2 separate regions of the Homo sapiens genome follow, and region 2 is linked to region 1. Evidence: read pairs that join two places in POLR2A ChIA-PET (ENCODE). Cell type or tissue: GM12878. All regions are shown on one strand. Each heading gives the region's core, and the rest is flanking DNA. Links, peaks and the distances in the headings are about the cores only. Region 1 overlaps CAMKMT (calmodulin-lysine N-methyltransferase). Region 2 has its middle 24 kb from the start of SLC3A1.

What was found. ChIA-PET counts read pairs that join two places held together with the same protein. Peaks named below come from ENCODE experiments on the same cell type or tissue, not always from the same donor. Only the 100,000 strongest peaks of a DNase experiment are listed, where the experiment ranks them.
Region 2: POLR2A ChIA-PET joins it to region 1 with 11 read pairs; 2 of 35 experiments call an interaction of 5 or more read pairs at or near these places.

Annotation. Positions count from the first base shown.
Region 1 is chr2:44,757,072-44,768,442 of GRCh38, reverse strand. CAMKMT (calmodulin-lysine N-methyltransferase) reads right to left here. Exons shown (of 11, transcript NM_024766.5): 10 at 1,882-2,013. Among named protein-coding and RNA genes, the nearest start is that of LINC01833, 180 kb to the left of the region's middle. In GM12878, for the core only: no CTCF peak of the experiment used is centred there; no DNase peak of the experiment used is centred there.
Region 2 is chr2:44,245,324-44,256,694 of GRCh38, reverse strand. It overlaps a transcript of PPM1B not described here. Among named protein-coding and RNA genes, the nearest start is that of SLC3A1, 24 kb to the left of the region's middle. In GM12878, for the core only: no CTCF peak of the experiment used is centred there; a DNase peak (open chromatin) is centred at 6,084.

The DNA.
Region 1 (11,371 bases), core at 1,197-9,196:
AGGGACCAGAGGCATTCTTTTGCTAGAAGCAGAACCCCACACCAGCTGAAATAGCTCTCATTATTAAAAAAAAAAAAAAAATATATATATATATATATATCATGGGCGCCCGTTTATACCTTTTATCCAGGATGTGCCAACTCTGCAGAATATTCTCCTAGGGTTCTACACTCTCCCCACCCCCAACCACGAAGACAACTATTTCTTAGTCCAATGTACCAATGTCAGCAAACTGTGAATTTGACTTTTCAGCAATTATGACCAGAGAAAAAATAAAGCCACTTATTTATGTGCTTCACTTAGCAGGGTAGTGTACAACGTTGGAAATAAAAAGAGGAGGTGTGCTGGCCACCAGGCGCTAACACTCTAAAGTTCCAGACAGAGGAGAGGTGGGCGTGCCTGGCATGTCCCAACGCTCCTCAGGTCTTTCAGGGAGGAGACGGAGGGTATCAGGCACAATGCTGAACGTCTTTGCTGGTGGAGAAACCCAAGCCTTTGCTCTCCTGAGCTGTCACTGGGAAACTAAAAGCATTTGTTGTTCTAGGGGGAAAGTGAATGGCACGACATTGAAGCAGCTGTCAGCTGATCCTTGTAGTTCCAGCCCGACCCTGGAGAGAAAGCCACATTATTCCTTTGGGTGGAGGAGTCCAGGGAGCCAGGAGGGACCCTTTTCCTACCAGGTAAAGACCCGCTTTTTTTTAGGGGGAGGGATTGAAAAGGGGAAAACATCATTCTAGAGAGGCTGGTAAGATCTGAATCACATACCATCCTGTTTTTATTTTCTGATCATGAGCAATGGGCCTGACTCCACCAGTGAGAGGATGTAATGTAACTCTTTCAGTTCACAAAGCACCATTTTTCCCCCAGAGGCTAAATGGAACCTTAAAGATTCAAATAAATAAATTCATTTTCAGAAAGTGAGAATTTCTTTCTCTTGCTTGGAAGATCAGATTAATTTTTCATATATTTTTCCAAAAGCCAACACACTTCTACATTATATTACAGTCCTGGGTAATAAAGGATGCTGTTCACATTGTCCCAGGAGAAAATTAAGCTCGGGCCTTTATTTTTCTGCAGTTACAACTTGTGAAATCATGACAAGTTAAAGTCTCTTGCCAAGGTCAGACTAGCTCAGTGAAGGGAGATTTCCGTAAGGCACAAAATTACTGAAATAATACATGTTATACTAGTCACTGTGACATGTACTACTAGCAAACGTGAGAATCCTAAAAAGTTTTCAGTGAAACACTCGCCTCTCAGTGTCCTATATTGGTCTATACCTATAAATAATAAAAAGGCTGATAACATTGCTTTATGTAAGCAGGCTTAGAAATCACTCTCAGATAAGTGCTTTTGACCTAAATCTTGTAGTGCCTCCATCTGACATATAACCCCACAACTGTGAAATTCTGTATGAGATTTAACAGTCTCAAACTGCCAACTGACCCAGCTATAAAGCAAGCAGAGATAAAGATTTACAGTCCAACATGATACAATTAGACATTCACCTTCTATTTATTTCAGTGCGGCTAAGCATTTAACCTACTTAAAAGCTGAAGGTTTTTCATTAAAATATAAATGCATGTTATTCATTCTATGCCACCTCCCCTTACATCCTACAAATTAGTCTATTATGAATGAAAAGATTAGTTTGTTTCAGAGAAAAGAGTAAACAGGAATGGTTTCTGTAAAATCCTTCTAGACATGCAAAGATAAAAGATGGCTTTACCACACAAAATAATCAGATACAAATAGCTGTTCAGAAGCAACACATCTAAGGAGTACTTTAATCAAATATTTAGGTTACCTGCCAAAAAGACCATGATCTCTTCAAAATGCAATGCGGATTAAAGTGTTATCTAACACAAGCAGAAAACTAACCTTGGAGTGGAAGTTTGAAATGTGTTCATCATAATTTTCATGTCTTTGGATACAGAAACCAGCTTTTTCAGCTAGATTGCAAAACTGGTTTAAAGTATTCCCTCGGCGTGGGGCAAATACCATCGCTTTCCCCTAGAACAGTAAAAAGGAAATTCACATATTTTAAAACTGGAAGGTAACCAAACATAACAGACATTGGTCAAAGCATTTAATGTACTGCTCTCAAGTAGAAAAACTCAATTGTTCTTGAGATGTCTATGCAGGATGGACATTCACAGTGAGAATAATTTCCAGGAGAGATGTATATCATATAAGAATCGATTTCACATCCAAATGGCCAGTTGCTGTGTTTTATCTTTTTCAAATAATACTTATAAAAAACAAAATGTGGTTGAAAGCCGGTGTTCCGAACAATATGCATTGTCTCAGGTCCAGTGGGTTAAGCCATTGACTAGATTTTAGAGTAACTGGTCCAGGGCAGTGCCATTCACCTTGTGACTCCTTAGCACCTGCCAACGCTTCCCCAACACAGTCCTGGGGCATGTGACAACAGATGCTTACATCTGTTAGTTTTTTGCACCCTGAAAATTCAGTACCAAGAAATCCTTCATAGAGACAAGTAACCACAATTCCTCTTGGAGAGTTTTCATATTTCAGTCCTGCCCTAGCCTTTTCTGTGACCACGCTGTCAGATACAGGCTCCAGGATCTTGGTTTCCAACTTTATTGAATCCCTCATGATGGTCATCACTATAGCCAAGCAGTTCCTCATAGTATTCACATGATTGCTTTTCAAAGAAAGTGGTATAATGAGGGTAAACAGCCTTTTCTAAATAATCCACACAATCTTATGTGATTGTTGCAGTGGGGAGAATGGGAGGAACTGAATAAAGTATGTACTGGATTTCAGAAGACCATCTGACATGAAACTTCACAATGACCATTTGCTAACTATTGGATGCATGCGGATTTTTCCTCCCTCTCAGATGTGTACAGAATGGCCAAACTTCAGAATCTCCTTTTTTTTTTTTAAAAAAAAAAATAAAGATGGCTATATGCTTCTGTTACTCTCAAGGTTACACTTCACCTCTGTGAAATGCCTCTTTAGGTTTTGAGGGAATCATGAAAATATATCTGAGTTTCTTATGAAGAGTGGTTTATCATTCACACCAGCCAGCCATTTCTTGAGCACCTGGTAGTCAGACACTGTGCTAGGCATTCATATGAATATCCTCTCCTTTAGTCTTTAAGCCACTCTATGTTGTAGGTATAGTGTAGTCAGACACTGGGCTAGGCATTCATATAAACATCATCTCCTTTAGACATTTTTTTTTTGAGACAGAGTCCCACTCTGTCACCCAGGCTGGAGTGCAGTGGTGCAATCTCGGTTCACTGGAACCTCTGCCTCCTGGGTTCAAGCAATTCTCTTGCCTCAGCCTCCTGAGTAGCTGGAATTACAGGCACAGTCCACCACGCCTGGCTAATTTTTTTTTTGTATTTTTAGTCGAGATGGGGTTTCGCCATGTTGACCAGGTTGGTCTCAAACTCCTGACCTCAGGTGGTCCTCCCACCTTGGCCTCCCAAAGTGCTGGGATTACAGGCATGAGCCACCGTGCCCAACCCTCCTTTAGTCTTTAAACCACCCTATGTTGTAGGTATTATCAACTCTGTCAGTGAATGATCAGAAGCCCCAGCACTGATGCTCTCTCCACTACACTACATGTCTCCTTATTAGTAACAGTGATGACAATGATAATGATAGCTACCACTGTGCTAGGTGCTTCACAAATCCTCCTTTAATCCCCTCAGCGATCTTCTCAACAACCTGTACAGTAGACATTGCATTTTACAGATGATTAAACATACAGTGAAGGATTTGAAGAATATAAGGAGGAACTGTGGCAGAAAGGACTGGACTTAAGGGGAGTCTCCACCATTAAACAGCGGTGTCACCTCAGGACAATCAGAAAATAATCATAGAACTTTTGAGTTAGAGGGAAGCTTGGAAATAATGTAGTCCAATCTCTCCATTTTGTCGATAAGAACCTTAACCCATCCTCGCTGATCCACTGAGTTTTCTCATCCATTAAATGGGAAGAACAAAGCCTGCCCTGCCTTTTTCCCCCCGACAAATTGTGAGGATCAAATACAGAATGTGAAAATAATTAGAAAGATTATACTGATGTAAGATTAGAAAGATCTACACCACCTAACAGTGCTCTAAAAATGCTATCAATTCTCTCTCCCTCTCCCCTTCGCCCTCACTTACCCGTAAGAAAATACGTGGCTACACTGTCCTGAGCATCAAGTGTGTTTTCATACTGTGTTTACATCAGCCTGTACACACTCAGGCACATAATTATAGCAGCACCAATCATGCCACTACACTTAAGGTTCTGTCAGCTTTTTCAATATTAATTGCTATTTTCAGGCAGTTTTCAAACTTAGCAGCAAAAATTCATTTTTATGTGAAACTAGATATAATACATGGTCTCGGCAGGACAGCAAAAGTCTCCATTAGAAAAAAAAAAACAACAGGGAATGCTGGTAGGTCATTTTAGTCATTTCTAAGAGCTGGTTGCCATTCTGGATTTTTGAATAATGGAAGCTGTTTTATTTAAAAGTCACCTGCAAAAAATTGTCTCACAGTAACACTTGAAGAGTCGGTTTTTAACAGCTATTATCTAAGCTGCATATCATCATGTTCACAAGGCTACAGGTTTCTAGGTTGGGCTGATCCTTGCATTGACAAAGCAATGCATCTCCACATGCCCTGGTTGGGGTAAGCTGTAAGTGACAGCAGCTAAGCATGTGACAGCACTCTCTGCCTAAACATCCCTTTCCTCCTTCAGCTCTCAGTTTACCTGTCCTTCCCTAGCCACCCTGTTCAGAACGCAGCCCCTGCCCCATCACTCTCCAGTCCCTCGCCGGGCTTATTTTTGTTCTTAGCACTTACCACCAGGGACACACATTGTATCCTTGTTTGTTATTGCCCTGTCTTCTCTGGCTGGAATGCATACTCCGTGACAACAGGATCTTCTAATGTTTTATTCACTACGTTTTCTCAGTGCCTAGCACATAGTAAGCACTCAGTCAATATTTGATGAGACAATAAACTAAATCCAGAAGTTGAGTAATCTAAAGAATTTGAGTCTTTGGGAATTCAAAAGCCACGTTCTATTGCTTATTCCTTTGAAAAGATTTTCCCGAGAAGCTTTTACAGAGTCAGCTGCTATGATGGGGTTTTAGAGAGCAGCATTCTGTGCACAACACTGTACCCACGAGAAAGAGAAAGACTGGGCAGTAGTTTTAATCTCTAACTACTTAGGAGTTTTGTTTTCTTTTTCAGTTCATTGAATACAGACACCTTTGAGAGGTGGATTAATAGTTAGGATGGAAAAGAGCCCATCATCCATTCATTCACTGAGCCCTACTGAGTGCCAGCATCTCCCCCTCCCCATAATGAATGGGTTTAGACCCCAGTATCCCCAGGGGAGAGAACACGTCACAGGGGGAACAGTACCATCAGAGGGATATGCTTTACGATTTCAGCTGCACAAATCAAAACCAGAAAAGGAATATGGATTTCAAATTAGCCCATCACTTTAGAAAAATTATTTTCAATTTGCCAAAGCACAACTTTCTAAGCATTCCGTTGCAGAATTATTTTAAACGCAGAATGAATACTCAATTGAATGTAACACTTTGACTGATGAGCAGAAATTTAAGAGAATTCATTTATTCCTGGAGAGGAGAGGGAGAAGTTCCACTAAACCACAGAGATACTGCTTACCTTGTGAGCTCAGTTGTTGTTATTTTGCTAGACTAATCTATACTTACACATTAAAGGGAGTGTACTTCTGGAAAAAATTGGTATGCTTCAGATTTATTTTTATTTTATTTTTTATTATACTTTAAGTTTTAGAGTACATGTGGCACAACGTGCAGGTTTGTTACATATGTATACATGTGCCATGTTGGTGTGCTGCACCCATTAACTTGTCATTTAACATTAGGTATATCTCCTAATGCTATCCCTCCCCACTCCCCCCAGCTTCAGATTTATTTTAAAAGGAATATGCTATGCCAATAAAATGCATTAGGGGAGGAAGACCAAGACAGAGGAAGCACTAGTCTCACATTTAGTTTGTTCCTTTTTCACTTCCTAGCAACCAAACTATTAAATACCAATTCTATGTTTAAGCTTATGCTGATTTTCTATTTCTTTGTTGTCATTTATAAAGACGAGGTCTTGTTATGCTGCCCAGGCTGCTCTTGAACTCTTGGCCTCAAGCGATTCTCCCACCTTGGTCTCCCAAAGTGTTGGGATTACAGATGTGAGCCACTGTGTCCAGCCTATTTTCTTTACCTGGTTTCTGAAATGCAGCTTTCACTTGCTTCCTCTCCTGGCATCTCTCTCAGTCTCTCTGTCTCCTTTTGTAGCTTCTCTTCTCTGACCTGTCTTTTAATTGTCAGTGGTCCTCAGGGCTCTGCCTACTTTTTCATCACGTTCCATCTAATTCTTGGCAATTGTACTGATGTCCATGGCTTCAGCTATCACTTATAGACCAATAACTCCCAAGTCTATAACTATAGCTTTCACCATTGCCCAGGGCTCACACCTACATTTTCAAGTGCCTACTACATCTCTGCATGTGGGTATTCTGAAAATACCTTTAATCCATTTTGTCCAAAATAAAACTCAATATTCTTGACTGCTAACCCCTACCCTTCCCAGGGAAGGATCCATCAAATGCAGCACACACACACGCATACACTCAGATATGCAAGCTGAGTACCTCTTAGGTACCAAGCACTTCCGTATCTGTCACTTTCGAAATAAAGCTGGAAACTTGGGAAACATGGCATTGCCCTTCAAGACCTCTCAGTGCCACATCCCCCTACCTGCATCACTGTCACTTACTGCAGGTGGTTCTCAAACTGTGTTCTGAATTGCTTCAGGGGTGGCCTGGAGGGATAAGAGGAAGACCAAGACAGAGGAAGTACCAGTCTCACATTTAGTTTAACTAAAGCTGCATCATTTTTATCTGTTTTGTAATTGGGGTGCTGGCTAAAAAATTTTGACCAAAACATTCTGCCATTTAAACAGGGTTTGAAAACCTTGACTTAGGTCCCACCTTCTTGGTATGGCAGGCAAAGCCCCACGTGACCGGCCCCATGCCTTTATCGCAGCCTGGTCTCCTGCCACTCCCTCATACACATCTTGGGCTCTAGTCAGGCCAACCTCATCACATCCCCCATCTGTTCTTTTATGTATCCTGTGTGTTCAAACATGCACATGCTCCCCTTGAGTGGAATGCCTCTCTCACCTCCAGTTCTCTGTCTGCCTGGTTACTCTTACTCATCCCTCAGCACCCAGGTTAGACTCCCTGCCCTTGTGACGCCTTTGCTGACTTCTCTGGCCTCCCTACTGTGCCTCCTCCCCAGTTGGCCACCTCCACTCCCTGCCCCCAAGGGTTGCCCACACCTCTGCTGTGCCAATCACACACCACCAGGTGATCGTCCCTTGCTTGTCTCTAGACTGTAAGCCCCTCCAGTGTAGAGTTAGGTCATATCTAACTCTATCCCCGGGGCCTGGCACAGTGACTGGCATCTGAGAGGCACTCAATAAATGTTTGCTGAGTGGAACGCTCAGTGAATATCCATTCATTGTCCTCTTCTCCATTTTCAGGTCTTCACTAGCTCCTAAATGGATGATTCCAGGTGGATATTGGTCCACACTGGACCTCTGAGGAGCTTCATTGCTTTCAAGCTCTCCCTTACTCCAATCTACCCTTTATGCTATGGGCAGAGTGATCTTTCTAGAAGGTACACCTGACCACACCACTGCTCAAAAACTTTCAATGGCTCTCCGTTACCCATACAGTAGAGCCTGGTCTCTTCATCACAATGTTCTTGGCCATTCCTAACTCTTTTTTTTTTTTTTTTTTTGAGATGGAATCTCGCTCTGTTGCCCAGTCTGGAGTGCAGTGGTGCAATCTCCGCTCACTGCAAGCTCCACCTCCCGGGTTCACACCATTCTCCTGCCTCAGCCTCCTGAGTAGCTGAGACTACAGGCACCCGCCATAATGCCCGGCTAATTTTTTGTATTTTTTAGTAGAGACGGGGTTTCACTGTGTTAGCCAGGATGGTCTCGATGGCCATTCATAACTCTTTAACTTCATCTTCCTGCCCTTCCCCAACCCTAACCTCAAAACCACAGACACTCTCACACTCCAGCCAGAGCAAACTTCTTGTTGATCCCAAAACACACCATGATTTTTCTTACTCCACACACTCAAAGTGCCCTTCTTACTATTTAAGACCAAAGTCAGACACCACTGCCTCTAGGGAAACCTTCCTCAGGCAGTCACTCTTGGTGCTTTCTCCTGGTACCTCTTTCCTGGCACCCACCATATTGCACTGTAATTCCTGGGAGTTCATGTGTTCATCTGTCCTGCTAAACTATGAGATTCCCACAGTGCTCCTAGTGCATATTCATTCTCCTAGCCCACATTCCTCAGCGCATAGGAATGGCGTCAGTGCCAAGCAGATAGCAGTTGCTCAACAAATGTTTGTTGAATCAGGACAGAGTCCAATACTAAGGCGTAAATTCGAAAGATTCACAAAACAAATAAAAATAGCACTGGGCTGTATTTTACATTGTCTGCTATAGTTCTACCTGTGTGTATGTTATATCTCCACAACCAGACTGCAACGTCTTTGGGGGCAGAGATTCTACCTCATGTCTTGGTATTCTCTGCTAAGCACACATTACTGTATGTGCTGAACAGCATCTGGGTAGATATTAGAAAAGGACTTCTCAGGGCTGGGCCCCTGCACTGAGGGTCTTAAAACCATCTGAGGACTCTCTATAAGCTACAACCCTTGTGTCAAGGGGAATCCTACAACTGTAGGAGCTAACTTCTCACCAAGCACTGGTGAGGAGTCGCTGGGTCTCTGACTCAGTAAGCAGATAAGAACCCAAGTGTCTCAGCACCATTTCAGTTCACGGTACTGATCCCACATACACAAGGCAATTTCCCTGAAACAAGCAAACAAAAAGGTTTGTACAGAAGTGGGCAGAGATGTTAGACTTTTTTTAAAAAAAAAGATGAGAAAGTATCTGAGCAAAAAGAACTTGGCTGGGCATAGTGGCTCATGCCTGTCATCCCAGCACTTTGGGAGGCCAAGGAGGAGGATTGCTTGAGCCCAGGAGTTCAAGACCAGCCTGGGCAACATGGCAAAAGCCCATCTCTAAAAATACAAAAATTAGCCAGGCATGGTGGTGCATGCCTGTAGTCCTAGCTATTTGAGAGGCTGAGGCAGGAGGATCACCTGAGTCCAGGAGTTTGTGGCTTCAGTGAGCAGTGATGGTGCCACTGTACTCTAGCCTGGTGACCAAGTGAGACCCTGTCCTCCCCCCCAAAAAATTGCTTTTATAATATGAGAGTTTATGATTTACATTTATAGCACACCTTGGAGATAGGCAGGACTCTGGGAATCTGGTGATCGGGTAGGGCCAATTTCTGAAGAAGGTTAAGTGAATTCCACAGTGATATTTCTGAATTCTTGACAGTTGGTTAGCAGTGGTAACAAGCTGGATTACTGTCAATATTCTATCCTCTGGTCCTGAGTAAACTCATGCTGTCTGGTTGGCTTGGCTCCCCTCCCTGTACCCAAAGTCATTTCAGAGGAATATTAGTAGATACCATTTGTTGGTTGTCATTTCTGGACGAAAGTTCAACTTGCAGGCTGCTGCGCCTATATTTTAAATTACGTTTGGGTCCTCTGATACTGGACACTGCTGTTGTCATGGACTTTTAAGGAATACAATGACAGTGAGTCACCCTATCAATCATCAGCAACAACAAGCCACTCACCAGAGGGAAAAGTGAGTGGGGGGTTGAGGGGGACATTGCTTCTTGGAATGCGTAAAATGTGCTGATTTCATTCCTTTTTCATGCCTATTCTATTGTTTTCATCTATTAAGTTTGCTGGAGAGTCCCTTGTAGTGTTATGACAGGAGTTAACTATCTTTACAGTTTCTTTAGACTAGCAGGTTGAGGAAAGCCTGCATTTCAGGTGGTAACAAATATTCCCTGCTAAAATTTGGGGCCTCCTGTAAAGACTTTTCAGGCACAGGTGCCTGTTTGGTTGAGAATCTAAGCTCAGCCTGGGATCTGACATCACCCCTGGGCCAAGCAAGGAGCCCACCCTGGTGGCTAAGGTCTCTCTGGGGACCTCTCTTCATTCATAGCTCCAGTATAGAAAATGAAAGGCAGGGAAACTCCCCCTCTCCATCTACTTTCTTTGCTTCTGGACCCTCTGACTCCAGACAACTGATTTGCTCAAGGTAGAAATCAACCATACTCCCCTAGATGGCAGAATTCATTTGTTCCCACAGCTTGACACTTGAACCTTCATTTTGCAGTTACTTCTGTCTTGCCAATGTAGAGTACTCTCCCCCACTCCGTGGGGACCGTCTATAGTAAAGTGTCATCTTCATCCAGGTAGGCAATCCTCCCAGAACCAGTACAGGGCCTGCTACAGGTGTTCAGGATACATGTGCAGGGGAGATGCAGTGTGCCAATTATGTGCAGAAATTCTCAAAGTCCAGGTCAAGAAAATCATGTCTTCCCCTCCCACCAGCATTTCTCCAGGAAAATGCTTGGAAAAAGGCCCCCATAAGGCCGAGCGTGGTGGCTCATGCCTGTAATCCCAGCACTTTGGTAGGCCAAGGGGTCGGGGCAGGGGTGGATCACGAGGTCAGGAGTTCGAGACCAGCCTGATCAACATAGGTGAAACCCCATCTCTACCAAAAATAGAAAAATTAGCTAGCATGGTGGTGCGTGTCTGTAATCCCAGCTACTCAGGAGGCCCAGGCAGGAGAATTGCTTGAACCTGGGAGGCGGAAGTTGCAATAAGCTGAGATTGCACCACTGCACTCCAGCCTGGGTGACAGAGCGAGACTCCATCTCAAAAAAAAAAAAAAAGCCCCCATAGTCTGTATTTACCAAAGTAACCAGAGCTAGCCTTGAATAGATACTCAGAGCCAATCATGTGCATTACAGTGCATCAGCTTTTTCACTCCCCATTTTACAGATGAGAAACTGAGGCTTCCAGACATTAATTCAGTCAGTGGCAGAGACCAGATTTGGGCCTAAGCTTTCTGCCTCCACAGCCCATGTATACCTTCTCTCTGCGAGGAGAATGCAGGATTTCAGAGCTGATAGAACTCTATGAGAGCACAGGTGAACTCCCTCATTTTCCCTCTTTGGGGATAATGGAGCAAGAGGCGGTTCCAGAGCCTGTTAGGGCCACACTAGGCCTGGAACTCAGGCATCCCATCAGCCAAGCCAGCATCCCCCTGGATAAACATCTCATGTGGATTAACCTTGATAAGTTCTACAGCAATAAAAGAGAAGCAGCTCCCCTTAAGGAGCACCTCCTGTAAGCCAGGCACAGATCAAGGATTTATACATATGTAA
Region 2 (11,371 bases), core at 1,678-9,677, 510 kb after region 1:
GTAAAAATGGAATCATACAGCATTTTGCCTTTTGTGTCTGACTTATTTCATTTATAATGTTTTCAAGGTTTATCCATGTTGTAGTACATATTGGTACCTTATTCCTTTTTATGTACGAATAATATTCCATTGTATATATATGCTGCATTTTGTTTACCCCTTCATCAGTAAATGAAAATTTGTATTATCTCCACTTTTTGGTTATTGTGAATAGCCAAAATGTTTTCTACAATTTTGGGTAAGTGTGCAGGGCTGCAACTGCTGGGTCATATGGTAATTCTACGATTAACTTATTGAGAACCATCACATTGTTTTCTGCTGTGGCTGCACAATTTTCCATCCCTATCAGCAATGTACAAGGGTTCCAATTTTTCCACATCCTCCTGCTGCAGTTTGGATGTTAAGTCCCCTCAAGCTTCAGGTTGAAATTTCATTCCCAATGCTGGAGGTGGGGCCTAATGGGAGGTGTTTCTGGTTATAGGGGCGGATCCCTCATGAATGTCTTGCTGCCTTTCTTGCAGTAATGAATGAGCTCTTGCTCTATTAGTTCCCGCAAGAGCTGGTTGTTAAAAAAAATTTGGGGCCAGTTGTGGTGACTCATGCCTGTAATCCCAGCACTTTGGGAGGCCAAGGCGGGAGATCACTTGAGCCCAGGAGTTTGAGACCAGCCTGAGCAACATAGGGAGACCCCATCTCTACAAAAAAAAATTGTTTTTTACTTAGTTGGGCGTGGTGGTGTACGCCTGTGGTCCCAGCTACTTAGGAGGCTGAGGCAGGAGGATCACTTGACCCCAGGAGGTCAAGGCTGCAGTGAGCTGTGAACATGCCACTGCACTCCAGCCTGAGTGACAGAGCAAGACCTTGCCCTTTGTCTCAAAAACAAACATAAATGAAAAAAACTAGGCATTTCCCCCTCTCTATTTCTTCCATGTGATCCCTGCACATGTCACTTCAGCTTTACCTTCCACCATGAGCAGAAGCAATCTGAAGCCCTCACCAGAAGCAGATACTGGCACCATGCTTCTTGTACAGCCTGCAGAAACATGAGACAAATAAGCCTCTTTTCTTTATAAATTACCCAGCCTCAAGTATTCCTGTATGGCAACACAAACGGACTAAGACATCCTCCAACACTTTCCCCACTTCAACCGTAGCCATTCTTGTAGGTGTGAAGTGATATCTCAATGTGGTTTTGATCTGCATTTTCCTAATGACTAATGATGTTGAGCATCCCTATGTATGCATGTTGGCCATTTAATATCTTCTTTGGAGAGATGTCTATTCAAATTTTTAACTGGGTTTTGCCTATTTTTAAATGGTGCTGTTTTGTCTTTTTGGTGAGTTGTAAGCATTATTTATATATTCTGATGTTAGCCCCTTATCAGCTATATGATTTGCAAATATTTTCTCTCATTATGTAGACTCTTTTCACTTTCTTCATGGTGTCCTTTGTTGCACTAAAGTATTTAATTTTGATGAAGCTCAATTTATCTATTTTTCTTTAGTTTCATGTGTTTTGATGTCCTATCTTTCACTGCCAAATCCATGATCATAAAGATTTGCCCCTATGTTTTTTTTTGTAAGAATTTTATGGTTTTAGCTCTTATATTTAAGTTGATCCATTTTGAGTTAATTTTTGTATATGGTGTGAATAGGAATCCAACTTCATTCTTCTGCATGTGTATATCCAGTTGTCCCAGCACCATTTATTGAACAGAGTATTCTTTCCCCGTTTGATGGCCTTTTCACCCTGGGTGATAATCAATTGACCATAGATGTATGGGTTTATTTATGGACTCTGAATTCTATTCCATTGATCTATATGCCTTTTTTTTTTTTTTTTTTTTTTTGAGACGGAGTCTTGCTCTGTCACCCAGGCTTGAGTGCAGCGGCACGATCTCAGCTTACTGCAACCTCTGCCCCCCGGGTTCAAGTGATTCTTCTGCCTCAGCCTCCTGAGTAGCTGGGACTACAGGTGTGCACCACAAAGGCTGGCTAATTTTCCTATTTTTAGTAGAGACGGGTTTCACCATGTTGGCCAGGCTGGTCTCGAACTCCTGACCTTGTGATCCCCCACCTTCGCCTCCCAAAGTGGTGGGATTACAGGCGTGAGCCATCGCGCCCAGCCTATATGCCTATTTTTATATCAGTATCACATTGTTTTGATTACTGTTAGCTTTGTTTGTAAGGTTTTGAAATTAGTAAGCATGAGTCCTTCAATTTTGTTCTTCTCTAGCTTTCCTTTGATTAGTATTTTTTATGGTACATTTTCTCCTATCCTTTTACTTTATCTGTGTCTTTATTTTTAAGGAAGTTTTCTTGTAGGTAATATATAGTTGAACTTTCCATAAATGATTATATTATCTAACTAGATAACCTCTGCCCTTTTTCTTTTTTTAAGAGATTGGGTCTTGCTATGTCAGTCAGGTTGGAATGCAGCGGTTATTCACTGGCACAGTCATAGCACACTGTAGCCTTGAACTGCCAACCTCAAGCAATCCTCCCGCCTCAGCCTCTGAGTAGCTGGGACTGCAGGACATGCCACTGCATCAGGTGATAATCTCTGCCTTTTACAGAAGTGTTTAGACCATTTACATTTGGTCTAATCATGGATATGGTTGGGTTTGTGCCCACTATGAATCTATTTGTTTTTCATTTGTTGTACCTGCTCTTTATTTTTTCCTTTTTCTGCTTTCTTTTGAATTGATTTGTATGATTTAATTTTATCTTCATTAAATGCCATTATAGCCATATCTCTTTATTTTTTAATCAATTGCTCTGAATTTTACAATATACACTTTTGTCTTATCACATTCCACCTTTAAATAATATTATACAGCTTCATGTATTATGTAAGAATCTCATACCTCCATTTCCTCTTTCCTATCTTTTGTCATTTTTGTCGTACATTTTACTTAAAAATATGCTACACAACCTACATTATATTTGATTGAACAGAGAATTTTCTTTTTCTTTTTTTTTTTTGAGATGGAGTCTCACTCCGTTGCTCAGGCTGGAGTGCAGTGGCGCGATCTCGGCTCACTGCAACCTCTGCTTCCCGGGTTCAAGCAATTCCCCTGCCTCAGCCTCCTGAGTAGCTGGGATTACAGGTGTGTGCCACCACACCTGGCTAATTTTTGTATTTTTAGTAGAGACAGGGTTTCACCATATTGGTCATGGCTGGTCTCGAACCCCTGACCTCGTGATCCACCCACCTTGGTCTCCCAAAGTGCTAGAATTACAGGTGTGAGCCACTGCACCTGGCCAATAATTTTCTTTCAAATAATCAAAAATGAGAAAAATTATAAAGTTTTTGAATTTTCTAAGCTTTTGTTTATCTGAAAGAGTTGTTGTCCAAATAACACTGGAAAGTTATTTTTGGTAGGTAAGGAATTCTACACTGGCAGATTATTCAGGGCTTTAAAGATGTCTCTTCAGTGTCTTCAGGTTTGTGAAGCTTCCGATGAGAAATATACTGTCATTCTTTCCTTTGTTCTCTATACATAATTTGTCTTTCACTGTCTTTTAAGGGATTTTCTTTATCACTGGTTTTTAGCAATTTGATTATGATGTGATGTGGTGTTGTTTTCTTCCTATTTATCCAGCTATGGTTCTTTGGACTTCTTGTATCTGAGGGTTTATAGTTCTCAGCTTTGACAAAATTTTAGGCCTTATTTTTTCACCATCCTTTCTTCTGATGCTCCAACTGCATATATGTTAGATCACTTGATATTTTCTCACTGGTTGCTAATGTTTTCTTCTTTTGTTTTGTTTTTCCTATCATTTTTCTCTCTGTGCTTCATTTTGGATAATTTCTATTGCTATTTCTTCAAGCTCACCAATCTTTTGTCCTGCAGTATCTAATCTAATGTTAATCCATTCCAACGGATTTTTATTTCAGATATTATATTTTTCTTCTCTAGAATTTCTAATACTGTATTTTAAATTTTTTTCTGCAACTCTCCTCATCATGCTTATATTTTCCTCTGTCTTCTTGAAGAAATGGACCATATTTAATAGTAGCCATGTTAACTTACCTGTTGATAGTTCCATCACCTTTGCCATTTCTCAGTCTCTATTGACTGGCTTGTCTCTTGCCTATCGGTTATATTTTTTCTGCTTCTCTGCATGCCTGGTAGTTTGTTATTGGATGCTGGAAATGGAGACTTTTACATTGGTAGTTGCTGGGTTTTGTTGTATTCCTTTAAATAGTGTTAGATTTGGTTCTGGTTCACAGTGGTTTGAACTTTTTGAGACTTGACTTTAAGAATTGTTAGGATGGATCTGCTGGGCACGGTGGCTCACGCCTGTAATCCCAGCACTTTGGGAGGCCGAGGCAGGTGGATTACCTGAGGTCAGGAGTTCGAGACCAGCCTGGCCAACATGATGAAACCCTGTCTCTACTAAAAATACAAAAATAAGCCGGGCGTGGTGGCACATGCCTGTAATTCCAGCTACTTGGGAGGCTGAGCCAGGAGAATCACTTGAACCCAGGAGGCGGAGGTTGCAGTGAGCCGAGATCACACCACTACACTCCAGCCTGGGTGACAGAGCGAGACTCCGTCTCAAAAAAAGAAAAAAAAGGAAAAAAAAAAAGAATTGTTAGGATGTATCCATAGATACACTTTGTCTAGGGCTAACTTAGTCCCATTATTAAGTCCACACTCTTCTAAGGATTCTTCTCGATGCCCCTTGTCTTATGAAGTTGTTTCACTCTGGCTTATGGGGACACAAACTCCTCCTAGACCTGTGTATATTTTATTCATTGTTCTGCCTACTTCTTTCAAGTACAGACACACCTTGGAGATGTTGTGGACTCAGTTCCAGACCATCACAATAAAGTGAATATCACAATAAAGAGAGCCACACAAACATTTTGGTTTCCCTGTGCATATAAAAGTTATGTTTGCACTATACTGTAGTCTATTATGTGTGCAATAGCATTATGTCATTATGTCTAAAAAAGGACACATCTTATTTAAAAATGCTTTTTGCTAACGTGTTTTAATAATTGATCTGAGCCCTCAGTGAATCCTAAGCTTTTTGCTGGTGGAGGGTCTTGCCTTGATGTTGATGGCTGCTGGGTGATCACGGTGGGAGTTGCTGAAGGTTAGGGTAGCTGTGGCAACTTCTTAAACTAAGACAACAATGAAGTTTGCTATATCATTGGACTCTTCCTTTCATGAAAGAGTTCTCTGTAGCATTCAATGCTGTTTGGTAGCATTTTACCCAAAGTAAAATGTTCAAAATTGAAATTGGTCCTCTCAAACCCTGCCACTGCTTTATCAACTAAGTTTATGGAATATTCTAAATTCTTTGCTGTAATTTCAACAGTGTTCACAGCTTCTTCACCAGGAGTAGATTCCATCTCAAGAAACCACTTTCTTTGCTCATTCATAAGACTTGCTTGATGCAGGGTCTGTGGAGTGCAATAAAGTGAAGCACAAGGAAACAAGGTCTGCCTGTAGTTGTTTCAGGCCTCAGGTGGGGTTTCCTCTCACCTGTATAGGATCTCAGTACTCAGCCAAACTTTAAGGAAGCTAGGTATGGTGGCTCATGCCTATAATCCCAGCACTTTGGGAGGCCAAGGCAGAAGAACTGCTTGAGCTCAGGAGTTCGAGACCAGCCTGGCCAACATGGTGAAACCCAAATACAAAAAAATTAGCCAGGCGTGGTGGCTGTAATCCCAGCTACTCAGGAGGCTGAGGCAGGAGAATCGCTTGAACCCGAGAGGCAGAGGTTGCAGTGAGCTGAGACTGTGCCATTGCACTTGAGCCTGGGCGACAAGAATGAAACTCCATCTCAAAAAAAAAAAAAAAAAAGTAAAAACTTGAAGGAAACCTCTGCAGGTTTCTAGGGTCCTTTCTCTCCATGCAGCTCACTGCTCTCTGGCTGAAATATAGCACTGTGGGCTCTCTAAATTCGGATTTCTCTTTGCTAACTCAGTAAGACTACCCAGTTCTGTCTGGGTTCCCATACTCTGTGCCATGGCCTGGAAACTGCTTCTAGACAGGAAGCTGGTGAAACCAAAGGACACACTTCATTTTTTAACCTTCAATCAGCAATCTCATTTTCACATTGCCTATAGCCTAGTGTCTATAAGCCTTTGTTTCGGGTATTTTGCCTGGTTTTCTATTTGCATAATGTGAAAGACTCAGTCCAGTTCCTGTTTCTCCATTTTGAGCAGTCTGGATGTCTCATAACGTTTTATCACAGACCTATCCATCTATACATCTCTCTATCCACCCAGCCCTCTTATTTCTTTATGCATTTCAAGATAAACTTCAGGTAACACTGCATTCCCCCCTAAATACTTCAACAAGCATATGATTAAAATTCATTTATAAATTTTATCCTTTGAGATAAAATTTATATACAATGAAATGAATACATCTTAAGTGAACATGTGCTACATTTTGACAAATGCATCTACCTGTGTAGCCCAAGCCTCTTATCACAATACAGAACATTCCTGTCATCCCAGAAAGTTCCCTCATGCCCCTTCCTAGTCAACCTCCAGCTCCCCTGCCCAACTGAAGCACCCACCAGGCTGATTCTTCTTCATCATAGTTTTGCCTCTTCTAAAAAGTCACGTAGTCATAGTCATATGCTGTACACTCTTTGGGTAAAGCTCCTTTTATTCAGCTTAATGTTGTGGGATTCATCCACGCCATTGCATAGAGTGATAGTTCTTTTCTTTCTATTGTTGAGTAGCATTCTATTTTGTGATTATACTGCAGTGATCTATTCTCCTACTGGTGGATAGCTGGGCTGTCCTCCTTCTGACACTGTTAGGAATAGAGCTGTTCGGAACATTCCTGTACAAGTCTTTTTGTGGACGTATGTTGTTTTCTTTCTTTCTTTTTTTTTTTTTTTTTTTTTTTTTTTTTGAGACAGAGTCTTGCTCTGTTACCCAGGCTGGAGTTCAATGGTGCGATCTCGGCTCACTGCAACCTCCGCCTGCCGGGTTCGAGCAATTCTTCTGCCTCTGCCTCCCAAGTAGCTGGGATTACAGGCACCCACCACCACACCTGGGTGATTTTTGTATTTTTAGTAGAGATGGGGTTGGTTTCGCCATGTTGGCCAGGCTGGTCTTGAACTCCTAACTTCAGGTGATCCACCACCTTGCCTCCCAAAGTGCTGGGATTACAGCCGTGAGCCACTGCGCCTGGCCTATTTACTTTGTTGAGACAGGGTCACACTCCATTGCCCAGGCTGGAATGCAGTAATGTAATCATGGCTCACTGCAGGTTTGACCTCCTGGGCTCAGGTGATCCTCCCACCTCAGCCTCCTGAGTAGCTGGGACCACAGGCACGTGTCACCACGCTTGGCTCATTTTTTGTATTTTTAGTAGAGATGGGGTTTTGTCATGTTGCCCAGGCTGGTCTCAAACTCCCGGGTTCAAGCAATCTGCCTGCCTTGGCCTTCCAAAATGCTGGGATTACAGGTGTGAGCTACTGCACTAGGCAGGACATATGTTTTATTTCTCTTAGGTAAATACCTAGGCATGGAAATGATGGGACATAATGTAGGTGTATGTTTTGTTTTATAAGAAATACCATTTGACCCAGCAATCCCATTACTGGGCATATACCCAAAGGATTATACATCATTCTATGATAAAGACACATGCACACGTATGCTTACTGTGGCACTAGTCACAATAGCAAAGACTTGGAACCCACCCAAATGTCCATCAATGAAAGACTGGATTAGGAAAATGTGGCACATATATACCATGGAATACTCTGCAGCCATAAAAAGGATGAGTTCATGTCCTTTGCAGAGACATGGATGAAGCTGGAAACTATCATTCTAAGCAAACTATCACAAGGACAGAAAACCAAACACAGCATGTTCTCACTCATAGGTGGGAGCTGAACAACAAGAACACATGGACACAGGGAGGGGAACATCACACACTGGGGCATGTCGGGGGGTGGGGGGGCTGAGGGAGGGATAGCATTAGGAGAAATGCCTAATGTAAATGATGAGTTGATGGGTGCAGCAAACCAACATGGCACATGTATACCTATGTAACAAAACTGCACGTTGTGCACATGTACCCTAGAACTTAAGTGTAATTAAAAAAAAAGAAAAAAAGAAACTCCAAAACTTTTCCCAACATGATTATGTCATTATGCTTCCACCAGTAATGCCAACAGTTCTGGTTGTTACAAACCTTCGCCAACATATGGTATTATCAGTCTTTTTAATCTTAGTAATTCTGGTGGGTGCGTGGAGTATCTCATTTTTGAAGTTTGTGTTTGAATCATTCGTTTTCTCTGTCCACAGTGCCTTAATATGTATGCCTCATCTCTCCGAAGTGGTGGACCCTGTTTACCTGCTCTGGAGAATGGCTGCCTGTGGCAGACACAGGAGTTGCTCTCACACTGTGCTTCCTGTCTTCCATAGTAACTGAGTTGTAGCTGCGATGCAGCTACTAACCAGGAATAGTTTCTCAGCCCCACACCTTGCACCTACAGCTAAGTGTGGCCATGTTCTCATCAACGAAGTGCGAATAGCAACAAAGTGCACCACCTTCAGGTTGAGGCTTTGAAGAAGCAGGGGTACCCTTCCCTTGCTCTCTTTCCCCTTGTGCTGGTGGGATATATATAACAATAAGGCCCTGGGTGATAGTAGCCACCAGATGCAAAATGCCTCAAACCTGAGTCACCACATGGAAGAGAAGAAGCCTCTGACCTGGAACACCTAGCCTGGTCTATAGATGAACAAGAAATAAACTTCTGTTATGTTTGAACATTACAGATTTGGTTCTGTTATAGCAAGTTAGCTTACCCTGACTAAACTGTTGCCTGTCTCTTGGAAGGTGTGCCCTCCTTCCCTGAAAGTGACTTTTTCATACATGTAATTTATATTTTAATCCATATTCTCCGAAGCATATCCACATCTATTCAACTGTTTCCATGTTTTCCACCAACAGAAACCTCATATAAATAAATATATATGAAGGTTTATTGCATTATTCAAGGTTCTTTAAAATTTTATTGAAGTATAGCATATATACCGAAATGTGCACAAAAATATACACTATCTATATACACATTATAAATAACACATATATCTGCAGAAATTTACAATGCTATCTACATCTGGGGCATTCCCTTCCTTTCTACTTTTTCTCATTTGCTATTTTTTCAGCCTGGTGACTGAGGAAGTCAAGAGAATAAGAGTTGTAGAAGGACATACTGAGTGTGTCACAGGCCCTTCCAAAAAGGCTGAACTCCAGCCTAGGAAACCAAAACTGGTCCTTTAAGATTGCTCAGATGCTGCTTAATTCCTGTGCCACAGTCCTACAGTGTCGCCTTTTTCCATTGTTCTTTTTTTTTTTTTATTTTTTTTATTTAAGAAAGAGGATATATATCAGGTAGGGGAGAATGTAGGGTGCAGAGCTACCTCGTCTCCTCTCCCAGAGGAATTCAAGGCTCCAGGGCTGCTGCTGGCCCATGTGGCAGATTTGGTAAATTGGAAAAACCACTTCCAAAAAAAGCACTTTTTTTGCAAGTCATGTTACTTCCACCTGTCAGGTATTTGTTGCAATATAACTATACTAGTTTCATTAGAATTAGAACACTTTCCTGCCACTTGCTGGAGAGTGGTTGCAACATCTAAGTCCACGTGTCTGTGATGCGACTGGTGTCTGTGGATGAGGCACTGTTCTACCTTAACCAACCTACACTGCTACAGTTGGCCTTCAGGTTGCAGAGCAACTTGTAGTTTTGATTTTTTTCAATGCATCAGGGATATTTTTAAAAATATTTTAATTGAAGTATAACATACATACAGAATAAAAAGGCAGAGGTACCTAAAAATAATAAAACAACAATAAAAACAAAACCAAGAAATCAGCAGTTACACAGGAAGAATTGTAACAAGCTCAGGATTTTTAAAATGCATAAATGATGCAAGCAATACCACAAGCAAAAACCAACACCAAAAATTTGCAAGGACCTAGAGGAATAGGTCAAAGTGAAGCCTCCGCTTAAGCTGGGTTATATGCAAGTGACTTCTGCAAAGAATGTAAAATCCTATGATATCCTTGTAGATAAACTGGAGAAATATGAGCAGATAAGTGGATCAGTACATTGCTGAAATTCTTACCTAATGGGTGTTGAGTAAAAGATTGGTCAATTTGCATCCTACTGAAGAGAAGTTTCTGAGGCCTCCCACAGGGCCTCAGTACTTGGACCTGTTTCATTCAGTATGGGAGGTTTATGTATGAAATTTTGGAGTTACTGGAAAGAAGAAGATAGCTAACATATCTTAGATAAATCCACAACCAACTCAAAAGGTTAATAAATTTTACCCAAGAAAACTTAATAGGAACAAATAAAGGTCCTGCAAAATAGGTTAACCAAAACACCAACCAAAAATAAGCTCGAAGGACTCAAACAGTATCATGCAGTTGCCAGAAAATCTAGTTCAATATTTCGGTGTTAAATAGAAGAACAGAAAAGTATTAATGAGAATAAAGGAGGAGACAGTTCTGCTACCCATAAATGTTCAGTTCTGGGTTGCATACTTTAAGAATGATCAAGAAAATGAGAGCACATTGGGAGAAAAGGGTCCTGGATGGTGAATACAGTTGGCGTTAGGATATATAATGGTAATCAATGAAATAATGGGGGACAGAAAAGAGAATATGCTGGAAGTCATCCTAATAGGTGGGGTTAAATTTTGGCCCTATCAACCTAAAATAATCAAAAAGGTCAGAATCTAATTTAAACAGATAATTCAAGCGCAGAGTTTGAGGACAGCCCACCCAGGAGCACCAGCTCCAAAGGAATGGAGTCAGCGTGCTGAAGGAAGGAAGCTCAAGGTTTCATTTCCATAGGCAGAGACAGGAGTTTTTGGCAGGATTGCAACATTTTTCATACAAGGTTGGCACATAGTTACAGCAATTTGGTTACAGGCAGTGTTTCTCTTGGGAAAGGTACACTGAACACCTTTTACAGAGGGTGTAGTCATGGGTTTTCTGTCATCTGATCTAAGTGAAGCAGGACAACAAAGGAGAAGTTAATCTATAACAAAGGTCATTAATTAAGAAGGCAGGTGGTTTTTGTACCTGATGTAGTTTTATTCTCTCTAGTCATTGTACAGAACAGGAAGAATAATCAGGGAAATAAAAAGTTGTTAGCATATGTGACTCAGATCAACTACATCTCTCTCAAGGCTTAGTGTTTTTTGTGGGTTCCAGGAGCTTTTAAATACTTATTTTCATAGCCCCGAGGGTTAATAAGACAACTGAGGAGAAGAAGCAGAGATGCAACACGACAGGCAGAGCTGATCAAAGATGGAAATGAACTCATTCCTGACACTCACACTAGAGGCTGCTGAAAGATCATCTGG